2 separate regions of the Homo sapiens genome follow, and region 1 is linked to region 2. A link is a contact called in ENCODE Hi-C or POLR2A ChIA-PET data. All regions are on one chromosome and are shown on one strand. The core of a region is the stretch at or near the end of the contact, and the rest is flanking DNA. Distances in the headings are between cores, read along the strand shown. Region 1 holds the start of ARPC2 (actin related protein 2/3 complex subunit 2). Region 2 holds the start of ACSL3 (acyl-CoA synthetase long chain family member 3).

Region 1 (5,726 bases), core at 3,102-5,601, 4.6 Mb after region 2:
CCAAAGTGGTCCCAAGTAGGCCACAGGACAGGTGGCAGTGTGTAATTAACTACAGTGACCTGTAAAAAGACCAACCAGGTCTTCTTACTGAGTTGGACACAACATTCCATTTCTTCTAAATGCTTAAACAATGTCCTAATTCCAAATCACTCCAAACAGCCTGTCTCTCTGAGGACATATGCAATATATTTGGGAATGAGAACAGAGTATCAGCAAGATTTAATTTATTCCTTTTTCAAATTTCTCTTCCCATCATCCTCGCCCACCCCAACTGGCACTGCTTGCTTACTGAGTTTCACTCCCCCCCATGGAACCACAGCTCCCCGCAATATACACTGGCTGTGGCACGGAGCCAGCACACACTTAAATCCAACAGCAATTTGCATCTGACAGAATTTCCTCAATTTTGGACTCCAGACTCCAGCTAAGTTGACAGGCCTAGCTTCTCAGTTATGAAACGGTTCTTGGTGTGTACACTAACGAAAGAATTAAATTAATTTGTCTGATTACTTTTGCTTTGAGGGTCTGGGTAAGAATTTCCAAATGAAAAGGCAATGCTGTTGATCAGACCTGTGCATGAGGTTATTTGCAGTGTTGGGCATAGCTTTTAAGTCAGTCACATTCTCTTAGTTTGTGGGCTGCTGGGAAGACAATTTACCAATAATTATTATTTTGTGACAATCTATGAGTTGTTTCAATAAGCCACTTCCCAGAAGTGTGTAGGAAAAAATTAAAAAGCAATCTGTTTGGAATGAACCTTAGGCTTTGTCAAACTGCCTCCAAATTAAAAGGTTATGATCAAATGTATTCTTAAACAGTTTAGATGACAACACTGCTTTACCCAAAAGAAAGCTGATACTTTTAGTAGGAGGCCACTGGTGAGAAGATCCAGCAGGATGATCTGAGAGGAATCATTAAAAAAAAAAAAAATCAACTTCAAATGGAAAATTAATGCAACTATATTCTGAAGTATATGCCACAGAACTATTTTTAAGACCATCTCATGCTTTCATTTTCAGAAGCTGGAACAGTGCTAATAGAACTTTGCAATAATGGAAATGTTCCATGTCTGTGCTAAATACAACAGCTACCAGCCACATGTGGCAAATGAGCACCAGAAATGTGGCTAGTGTGACCGAGGAACTCAATTTTATTTCAACTTAATTTTTACTTAAATTTAGCCAGCCACTTTGTATGGCTATCTTATTGGACATCACAGAGATGGAAGATGCACTCTGGAAAAGGCTGCTCCGAACTGTAATTTCCCCCATCGGTTTATTCTGAGAAGTGCAAAAAGTAGGGTGGAGCTGACCTCTCCTAGCAGGTTCCCACACCAGCAAAGCCTTTCAAATCTCCAGGGTTTCTCCTCCAAACTACTCCCTTTAATGTCTTTCTCTGATCTCCACCCCAACACCTTTCACCCCTTAGCACCTCCCTAACTTGGCTAATAGGCTCTCAGAGAGGCCCCTTTTTTTCTGTTGCTGCCTGGGCTGAGCACTGGTAGAATCCCATACATGTTTATGATAACCACACTAGGCAAACTCTGCTGTAAGTTCTGGAATAGGCATGCACCTTGCCTTACCTTACTGGAATGTCTGATAATTTACATTTGCTTCATTCGGGCTTCTACTGGGTGATACATCTGTAATCCCAGGAGAGCCCTGCCTACCAGGCACAATATCATGGTCTCTTTTTTTTTAAAGATTTTCAAAGTTTCAAATTTTCAGCAGAATGTTTTGAGCCTGCTTATTGAAAACCACATCTCAAAGGGGGAGATGGGCCAGAATAAAAGCCTAGATTTATACACACATACACCCGCACATGTGCACAAGCATACACACCAGTGCACCCCCTATACAGCTTCCCTACAATGCATATCTTTGTAAAAAATGTCCTGAGGAAAGGAGCAGTGCTGTAATCCCAGCACTTTGGGAGGCCGAGGCGGGCGGGTCACTTGAGGCCAGGAGTTTGAGACCAGCCTGGCCAACATGGTGAAACCCCATCTCTACTAAAAATACAAATATTAGCCAGGTGTGGTAGCACGTGCTTGTAATCCCAGCTACTTGGGAAGCCGAGACATGAGACTCACTTGAGCCTGGGAGGGCGAGGTTGCAGTGAGCAGAGATCGCGCCACTGCATTCCAGCCAGTGAGAGACTCTGTCTCGGAAAAAAAAAAAAAAGTCCTGGAAGTTCTAACTTATGTCTTCCAGACTTGAGGGCCTATTTAATCCCTCCGAAATGGTTAGCTTCTCTTTTTAAGAATAATTTTCTAAAAGAAAAAGAAAGAACTGAAGTTCCGAATAATGGGCCACATTTTGGAATCACAAGTCATTAATACACAAATAGATGAGAATGTACTCCTATGTTAAAAGACATGCCTCTACTTGAAAATACACAGCCATTTATCTTGTAGATCAGCTTATAACCGCCCAGGTCTCATTCTTTGCTAGTCTGGACCTGAGAATGCATTAAGATCAGTTATGAAAATGCAGAAGTTAATTCAACTTCCTCCTATGTGTTACACTGCTCAGAAAAAAGTATACAGCAATCACCCAAAATAAGACTCTGGGCTGATTCATTTGAATATTTAAAATGCAAAGAAACTGGTAAGAGAGGCTAAGACAAGAAAGAAGCAAGTCAGCCTCAAATATAACCAACTGCAGCCCCTGGCAGGAAACAGTACTGCTCACTACACGTATTACTTCAAGGAAAGTAGTGCTTTGTTTTACAGATAAAATCTGTGGCCTTATAAAGGAGACAGGACATACTATATATTCAATTTAAATGGCAGTTAATACTTTCTAATGCCTCCAAGCCACAAGTACATTATGACCACTTAAAAATTCCCCTCTACCAATCTTCTCCCATCTGTGGATCTGCAAGCACTTTCCTATTACTAGTTCCCAGTTCACCAGAAACGGTCTGCACTTATTAACTGTGAAACCCAGATGTGAAGCCCCATGCTCATACATAGGGAAATGAGGCAAAGGGACTGGCCACAGGCCACCAAAAATTAGAACCCAAAATCCTTAGCTCATGTTTTAAATATTATACTAGAAAAGCAAAGCAGCTTTGGAGGAGCAGATTGTCTTCTACTGATTCTTGTGTTTGGCAGAGAGGCTGCCTTGGAAAGATGCCCTAAGCCCATCTTTTAAAAAGTCCAATCGTAAAGACAGGTTATCTAAGAACTTTATAGATTCTGGAGTCTTTGAAGTGTGTAACTGGGCCAGGGCTACCACAGAAGAAATCACAGACCTAGGGTCTTGATGTAAGAATTTACAAGATAACCAGATAAAGGCTAGTGGGTGAGGAGAGAGCATTAGAACCTCAAAGGAGAGATAAGGAAGGGGTGTGGAGCGAGGGACAATTGGCTTTGCTTTAAAAATATGTAACAAAATGGCCCAGTGTCTCTCACAGAAGGGTTCGGGGAAGGGAAACCAGAGATCGCGTTTTTCCGGCTCTAAGACTGGGTCGGCTTTTAGTCTTCTCTTCTGCTCCTTTTAAAGGAGATGGGGGTGGGGAACGAGAATGCTGGTGGCGATGTGGGCCTGCATCTCCTTCCCTCCTCCAGTCCTGGGAATTCCTGAAAACTCCTTCCAACCCAATTCCAAACAGGCTCTCTCTGGGTTCAGAACAATGCCGGGGAATTTCACGCAGGGAAGGGGTCCCCTTCTCGCCCCAGAGGGCAGGGGGCTACTCCGGAGCGAGTTCCGGCTCCAGGGTCCCCCACGTCCCACAGGTCTCCTGCCCTTTGGCACGCACAGCCCTCACCACTCGCTGCTTCCGCATCCCTCCTCTGAGCCTCTCCCCACGCATCTCTGCCCCTCGCCCGGCCGCGCCCAATCGCCTCCCACGTCTACCCCGCTGGGGCAGCCCCTACACCCTGCCAGGCACCCCATTTCTCTCCTCCAGGTCTGGGGGACTGGACAACATTGGGGATTAGCTGGGGTCAACTCTGCTTCCCCCGCCACCCCCGGCCCCGGGCGCGCGCTCACCCGGCGGCCGCGTTCTCGAACTTGAGCGCGAGCGTCTCCTCGATGATGCGGTTGTTCACCTCCAGCAGGATCATGGCGGCGGCTGCCCCCAGGGGAAGGAGAAACAAGGGCCGGTGAGGGTGGGTAAGGGAGGCAAGGACGGAGGGAGCGGCCCTGCTGCCCCCTGAGTGGGGCTGGGTGGGGTAGGAGGTTAGGGGAGAAGGGGAGAGGGGCCGGGGTGGAGGGAAGGGTAAGACGAACGCGCTGGCCCACGCACGCAGACTGTGGAGACACCCACCCACCCAACCGACCTGGCCCCCGAAGCCTGAACCCGCCTGCCGAGCCGCCGCCGCCGCCGCCACTGCCGCTTCACCGACAAGCCCGGTCCCCGCCCAGCCCCCGGCTCTAGCCGGCCACTTCCGCTCTCACACCCACTTCCGCTCGCCGCCTGGACGCGCGGCCCCGCGGCGCCATTTCCGCTTCAACCACTCGTGAACGCGAGCGCAGGCGCGCCGGAGGAAACGGAGGCTGCGCTTGCGTATGTGTGATGCCGCCGCCCCACCGTCTACTTTCCCACCGACCCCGCTTACGTCTACCGCCTACCAGTGCGTCCCCCGCGGAGCTGTCATTCCCCGAGGCTTGCCTGACTGTTCAGCTTCTCTCTCCCGCTTGTCCCAGAGATCCAACTCCATTCTTCCGGTCTTGTCATTTCAGAAACCTCGCAAGAAGCTCGCCCTTGTCGTCTCCCAGCGGGCTTCTTAGCTCCCAGCTTGTTTGATGGGGGTGCCTCTTTTTCTTTCCAGGTATAGCTGTCCAGCGACACCATCATGCATTCATTTCTCCAACAAACATTTTCATGGGCTCTTGCTCTATACTGGGGATGTAGTGGTAAATGAAATGGACGAGGCCCTGCCCTCGTGGAACTTACAGTCTGGCAAAGGAAACAGACAATAAAATTCTCAGTTGTCTAAGGAGGCAGAGATGCATGGGGAGAGGATCAGAGTAGGGATGCGGAAGCAGCGAGTGGTCAGGAGTGTGCGTGCCAAAAGGCAGGAGACCTGTGGGACGTGGGGGCAGCTGGGGCCGGAACTTGCGCTGGAGGAACACCCCTTGCCTGCTGGGGCGAGAAGAGGACCCTTTCCTTGGGTGAAATTCCCCATATTGTTAAAAGGACAATTAAAGAAATGAAAGAGAGGTCACCTGGGTGAATAGGCAACTTAGATGGGCCTCCCTGTGTTCCTGTCATGCCTCCAATTCTGCGTCCAGGTGTCCGGAACACATTTTTTTCTGCCTTTGAAACCTTCCAGTACCTCTGGCAGAGATATACCATACCCTCCTTGTTACCTGCGTGCGGAATCTTAACTCATCGTTGTGCTACATCTGCACCTTCTGCCTTTGTGCCTTGTTTTGTGTTTTCCCTCCTCCGGGGAGAATATAATAAACTTAGCTGAGTCCGTTCTACATACAAGGAAATAATTTATTTTCTGCTATGTGTTTGGGGATGGGGATAAAAAAATGAACAAGAAACTAGCTCCTATCATTAAGGCACAGATAGCCCTTTGAAACATTACTTAACGGGCTATGGATAAGCTTCAGGATATTGCTGATCCCCTAAAATTATACGCTAACTTAAATTTTTTTTTTTTTGAGACAGAGTCTTGCACTCTTGCCCAGGCTGGAGTGCAATGGCATGATCTCGGCTCACTGCAACCTCTGCCTCCCCGGTTCAAGCGATTCTCCTGCCTCAGCCTC
Region 2 (5,215 bases), core at 1,108-3,607:
AAGAATTATTGTTGCTGACAACTTCCCAAACTCTTGCATTATGTACATAATTGCAGGCTCAGATTTCAAGACTGTCCTCTAGCAAAATCTCACCACATCAATTCAAAAAACAGCTCCCTAGACTAGATTTCCATCTACATCACAATCTTGCTCATAATCCTCATTCACACAATACTTTTCCTTCATCGTACCTATCAAACTTGCAACCACCTATCCGTTTGTATGACCATTTGCTTCTTGTCTATTTTTCCCTCTATTCACAGCTGTATTCCCAGCACCTAATAAGGTGCCTGACATATCACAAAAATTAAATGGCTCTAGGTGAGTCAATTAATCAAATGAGGAATGAAACAGTCACTTAACTGGAACCAAACAGCAGGGAAACACAAAAGCAAATGAAACAGACCTCGAGGCTTTAAGATCTGATTCTCACCCCAAACCAGACAGAGGATGATTTTCCCCTTATAATTTGTGCGTTCTTCATTTCTCCCATTCTTCCTTTCTTCCTTCAAGGAGAACATTTTAGACCCTCAGAATATTTAAGCTTTAAGTCACTGAGTCTAAAGCCTTACAAATTCAGTAACTGAGATCCAAAGATACGAGGTGACTTGTCACCTTGACCCTTAGGTCCAATGGACCACTCTGCCCCACACCCAATGTCATCCTACAAAACCAATATTTTTATACAAAAGAGAAACCAGGAAAAGTCTAGAGAGAAAACGCATGCGACAATTAGAAGGCTTACTCATCCCCAAGTGTGAGGAACTGCCCAGAAAAATGCCAGAAAACAAAATCAAGTCTGTGCAAAAGATTCCCATGTCACACCACCTGTCCCCTATAATACCCTTCTAATACACTTTCAGGAGCAACTCATCAGCACCCTTAACTCTCAGAACTAATTTGGGGAAACAAAATAGGTTGATAAACATGAAAGAAGGTATCATCAAACTACAACTCTCCTGGCCACCCAGACTAAAATCCACTGTGGAAACTATTCAGCCAGCCACCAAGGAGAGGCAGCAAAATATAGTGCTTAGATTTCAGAGCTCTGGATTTACACAGGCCTGTCTGAATCCCAGCTTCTTACTAGCTGAGATCTGAGGCAAGCTAAGTCGTCCAATCTGCAGTTTCTCCCGCTGTAAAATGGGAATAACCCCCACCCCAGAGGACTGTTAACAGTGTGAAGACACTGTACATAAAGCTCTCCAAACAGTGCGTGGCATGTAATAAAAGCTCAATAAATGTCAGCTATTTGTCATTCTTTTCAGCTATAATTTCGTTCACAAAGCCTACTGCCTTTCTAGCTTCCATATAATTTTAAAGACATTCCTCCAGCCTTTTCATTTTCGAGGGATCTTTTATACAGCAGCTTAGAGCACACTTTCTAGTATCAGACTTCCTGCGAAAACCATTTGAAAACCTGTGCCTCGGGCTCCTCATCTGTGAAACGAGCCTGATAACACCTACCCCACAGGACTGCTGGTAGTAAGCAGTCCCCGAGTTACCCAACCTATCAACAGTATATGATTAAAACGCACTTGGGGAAAAGCAAAGCTGCAACTCTCAAACCCCAAACGACAGTCTTAATCCCAGTCCCACCACCACGATAGTGCCCAGAACCAATCACCAAGGTCGACCCACCTCACGCACCTAGTTTCTTCTCACCCCACGCAGCAACAGCCCCTCCCGCCCCGCCAAACAAGGGTTTTCCGAAATCGCAGGGCTGAGTCTCCTTCCACGGACACCGCACTGCTGGGGCCGCGGCAGAGCCCTCTTAATTCAAGGGGGTGGCCTCCCCACCCCGCCCCACAGCGCCGGGAGGCACGCAGTGCATCCTCCCTGCCTGGTCAGCGCCGCCCCACGCCGTTCGCGCTGCAGCTCCCGGCTCGCGTGGGCTCAGGGCCGAGGCCCCACGTCAGCCGCTTCCCGGACCCCAGCGGGCCGCCTCCCACCCTGCTCGCCGCTGCTCCTGGTGCCGCGGGCCGCCCGCGCGCACACCCAGCGGTCAGGTGCGGCGCCGACGACAGGGTCCCAGGCCCCGAGGCTGGGGAGCCCCTCGGGCCCAGCCGAACCGCACGCGGAGGCCGCGCCGCCAACCGGCTCCCGCCGCTCCCACAACCGGCGCCGCACTCACCGCTACGCCGGAGTCCGGGTTCCTCCGGCCTCGGGCCCGCGCAGGCCTGGCTGAGCCCCAGAGCGTTCACGCCCCGCGCCGCCGCCCGGGGATCCTGGCGCAGCTGTCGGGGCCGCAATGCGAGGGGACGAACGTATGCGACCCCGTCCAACGCCTCCTCGTCCCGGCCCCGGCCGCGTAGACAACTGCAGTGTCGCAGCCCGGCGCAGCCACAGCAGCGTCTGTTGAGCGGAACCGCCTGGGACGCTCACCCCCGGCCGGCACTCGTTGCCTATGCAGAGAGGCTGCCACCCATTGGCCCGCGAGCGGTGGCGCGTGCGGGGCTGGGCCTATCGAATTCGGGCCGGGGAGCGCGGCGCTGGCGGCCCGGGGCGGGGCGAGGTTACTACGGGTCATTCCGCGGAGCCGCCGCGGACCGGACCTGGCTGCAGTCTGCGCGGGGCGGGGGCGGGAACGGGGTCGACCAGGAGGGACGGACCGCGGGTGGGGGAGGGGAGCGGGGATCTGCGGCAGCGACGTGGGAGGAGCGGCTAGCCCAATAGGGTCTGCAGGAGCTCCGTCCCTCCAGGAAAAAACACCCCTCCACCAAAAAAAAAAAAAAAAAAATTACAGTCGCACAATTATTGCTGTAATGTATAAATTTCAATATAAATTATGAAATAGTATGCATATTCTTTTTCGTTTTTAACTGGATTAGTTATCCCGTTCTTGCAGAAATTGCTGTCAAATCCTGCCAAATAAAATGGCTTTTGGAACTGCCTGGGGCAAGAAGAGCCTCAAAAACTCAAAGCTTATCCATTATCATTTCTCTTGTTTTGGCCTCACTTGACCTAGCATATAACCCGTTTTCCTCTAAATGCACTCACCATGCAAATTTGCTATTTCTTTTCAAAAAATAAAGTTTACTCCAAATTATTGTTTTTGAACGTTCTTAGGAATCCACAGTGGTTCTGTATTTTAAGGAGTTTGCCATTGTTTCTCGTTTTAGACACTAAACAAGGATAAGAAAGAAAGCATCCAGTGCAGGTAGTAGAACTACATGTACTGTAAGAGAGAAGATTTTCACTCACCCAGTACTAGTAGGATTGGTCTCTTTTTTTAACCCAACATATTGTTTAGTTTGCCTGTGAACTTTTCCTTAAGTAGGTGAAAGGTTGCCTTCCTGAGCCAGCCTCAGGCTAAAGCAGGCCTCATTTCCCAAGAGAATCAAAATCAGGAAGCCGCCAGAACTTGAACTAGGTGGAGCGATGATGCACCAAGCAAAGAGAGCTCACTCACCGTGGGCCAAGGGCCAATCGAGAACCTAAAGGGATGGATACCTGACTCAGGCAAACTGTTCTCCCACTTCAAAATATGGCAGTTCAGTTGCTCATTAATCTGTTGAAATCTTATCAAAGGATACATCCTGAAGATAAATGGAATGCAGAATTTCTTATCTGAAAAGACATTCGCAGCTCTGCAGAGAGAAGCAGGCTTTAGAAGTAGTACTTCTAGAACCATGAAATCCTCTGGAAAATACTGGTTTTTTTCCGAGAGAAGAAAACTAATATTGCACCTTTTTATCTATCCATAAGCCTAAAACAGACTAGAAGAATTCCAACAATATCTTTCTTCATTATCTTTATATTATGGAATATATATTATGGATATGGACCTATATTTAAAAGAAAATGGTCCTGGGAATTAAAATTCTAAATTCTCATCTTGTTTGCTGTTTAACAAGCTAAGTAGAAATACATAGAGATACTTCAGAGACATTGTGGGTTTGGTTCCAGACCACTGACACTTAAAGGGAATATCAAAATTAAGTGAGTCACATGAATTGTTTGGTTTCCCAGTAAATATAAAAGTTATGTTCGCCGGGAGCGGTGGCTCACGCCTGTAATCCCAGCACTTTAGGAAGCCAAGGCAGGCGGATCACCTGAGGTCAGGAGTTCGAGACCAGCCTGACCAATATGATGAAACCCTGTCTCTACTAAAAATACAAAAATTAGCCAGGCGTGGTGGCATGCGCCTGTAATCCCAACTACTCGGGAGGCTGAGACAGGAGATCGCTTGAACCTGGGAGGCGAAGGTTGCAGTGAGCCGAGATCGTGCCATTGCACTCCAGCCTGGGCAACAAGAGTGAACTGCATCTCAAAAAAAAAAAAAAAGTTATGTTCATACTATAAAGCGTGCAATAGCATTATATTTAACAAAACAATGTACATATCTTAATTTAAAAATACTTTATTGCAAAAAAAATGCTGGCAATCACCTGAGTCTTCAGCAAGTTGTAATCTTTTTTGCTGGAGGAGGGTCTCACCTCAGGGTTGATGGCTGCTAACTGATCAAGGTGATGGTTGCTGAAGGTGGGGATGGCTGTAACAATTCCTTAAAATAGACAACAATGAAGTTTGCACCATAGGTTGACTCTTCCTTTCACAATTTCTCTGTAGCATGTAATGCTGCTTCATAGCATTTTGCCCACTGTTAAACTTCTTTCAGAATTGGAGTCAATTATCTCAAATCGCCGAGCGTGATGGCTCAAGCCTGTAATCCCAGCACTTTGGGAGGCCGAGGCAGGCAGATCACGAGGTCAGGAGTTCGAGACCAGCCTCGCCAACATAGTGAAACCCCATCTCTACTAAAACTACAAAAATTAGCTGGGCATAGTGGCACGCACCTGGAGTCCCAGCTACTCAGGAGGCTGAGGCAGAATCGCTTGAACCTGGGAGGCAGAGGTTGTAGTGAGCTGAGATCGCATCACTGCCCTCCAGCCTGGGCAACAGAGCGAGACTCCATCTCAAAAAAATAAAAAATAAAAAAATCCTCTCAAACCTTGCCACTGCTTTATCCACTAAGTTTATGTAATATTCTACATCCTTTCTTGATATTTTAACAGTGTTCACAGCATCTACACCAGGAAGAGATTCCATCTCCAAAGACCACTTTGTTTATCCATATGAAGCAACTCTTCATCCGTTCAAGTTTTATCATGAGACACAGCAATTCAGACATATCTTCAGTTTCCACTTCTAATTCTAGTTCTCTTGCTATTTCTAACATATCTGCAGGTATTTCCTCCACTGAAGTCTCAAA

Evidence for each region. Hi-C counts contacts between places; a loop is a spot of excess contacts on that map. ChIA-PET counts read pairs that join two places held with the same protein, here RNA polymerase II (POLR2A). Pooled maps may share reads with other maps.
Region 1: a map of naive thymus-derived CD4-positive, alpha-beta T cell shows a loop between it and region 2 (18-fold over the local background). The contact joins the promoter of ARPC2 here to the promoter of ACSL3 in region 2. A Hi-C loop is called at or near these places in 1 of 168 maps with a recorded cell type or tissue (naive thymus-derived CD4-positive, alpha-beta T cell) and 6 of 50 pooled maps. POLR2A ChIA-PET finds 5 or more read pairs at or near these places in 1 of 52 experiments (activated naive CD4-positive, alpha-beta T cell).

What each region holds. Positions count from the first base shown.
Region 1 is chr2:218,215,814-218,221,539 of GRCh38, reverse strand. ARPC2 (actin related protein 2/3 complex subunit 2) reads right to left here and starts at 4,351. Exons shown (of 11, transcript NM_152862.3): 1 at 4,286-4,351; 2 at 3,996-4,077. The coding sequence starts at 4,069. LOC101928487 (a long non-coding RNA gene) reads left to right here and starts at 4,354. Exons shown (of 2, transcript XR_923908.2): 1 at 4,354-4,512; 2 at 4,689-5,439. RefSeq lists a silencer at 4,168-4,217 and an enhancer at 3,739-4,342.
Region 2 is chr2:222,858,178-222,863,392 of GRCh38, reverse strand. ACSL3 (acyl-CoA synthetase long chain family member 3) reads right to left here and starts at 2,357. Exons shown (of 17, transcript NM_004457.5): 1 at 2,135-2,357. RefSeq lists silencers at 1,862-2,231, 2,302-2,631 and an enhancer at 2,348-2,642.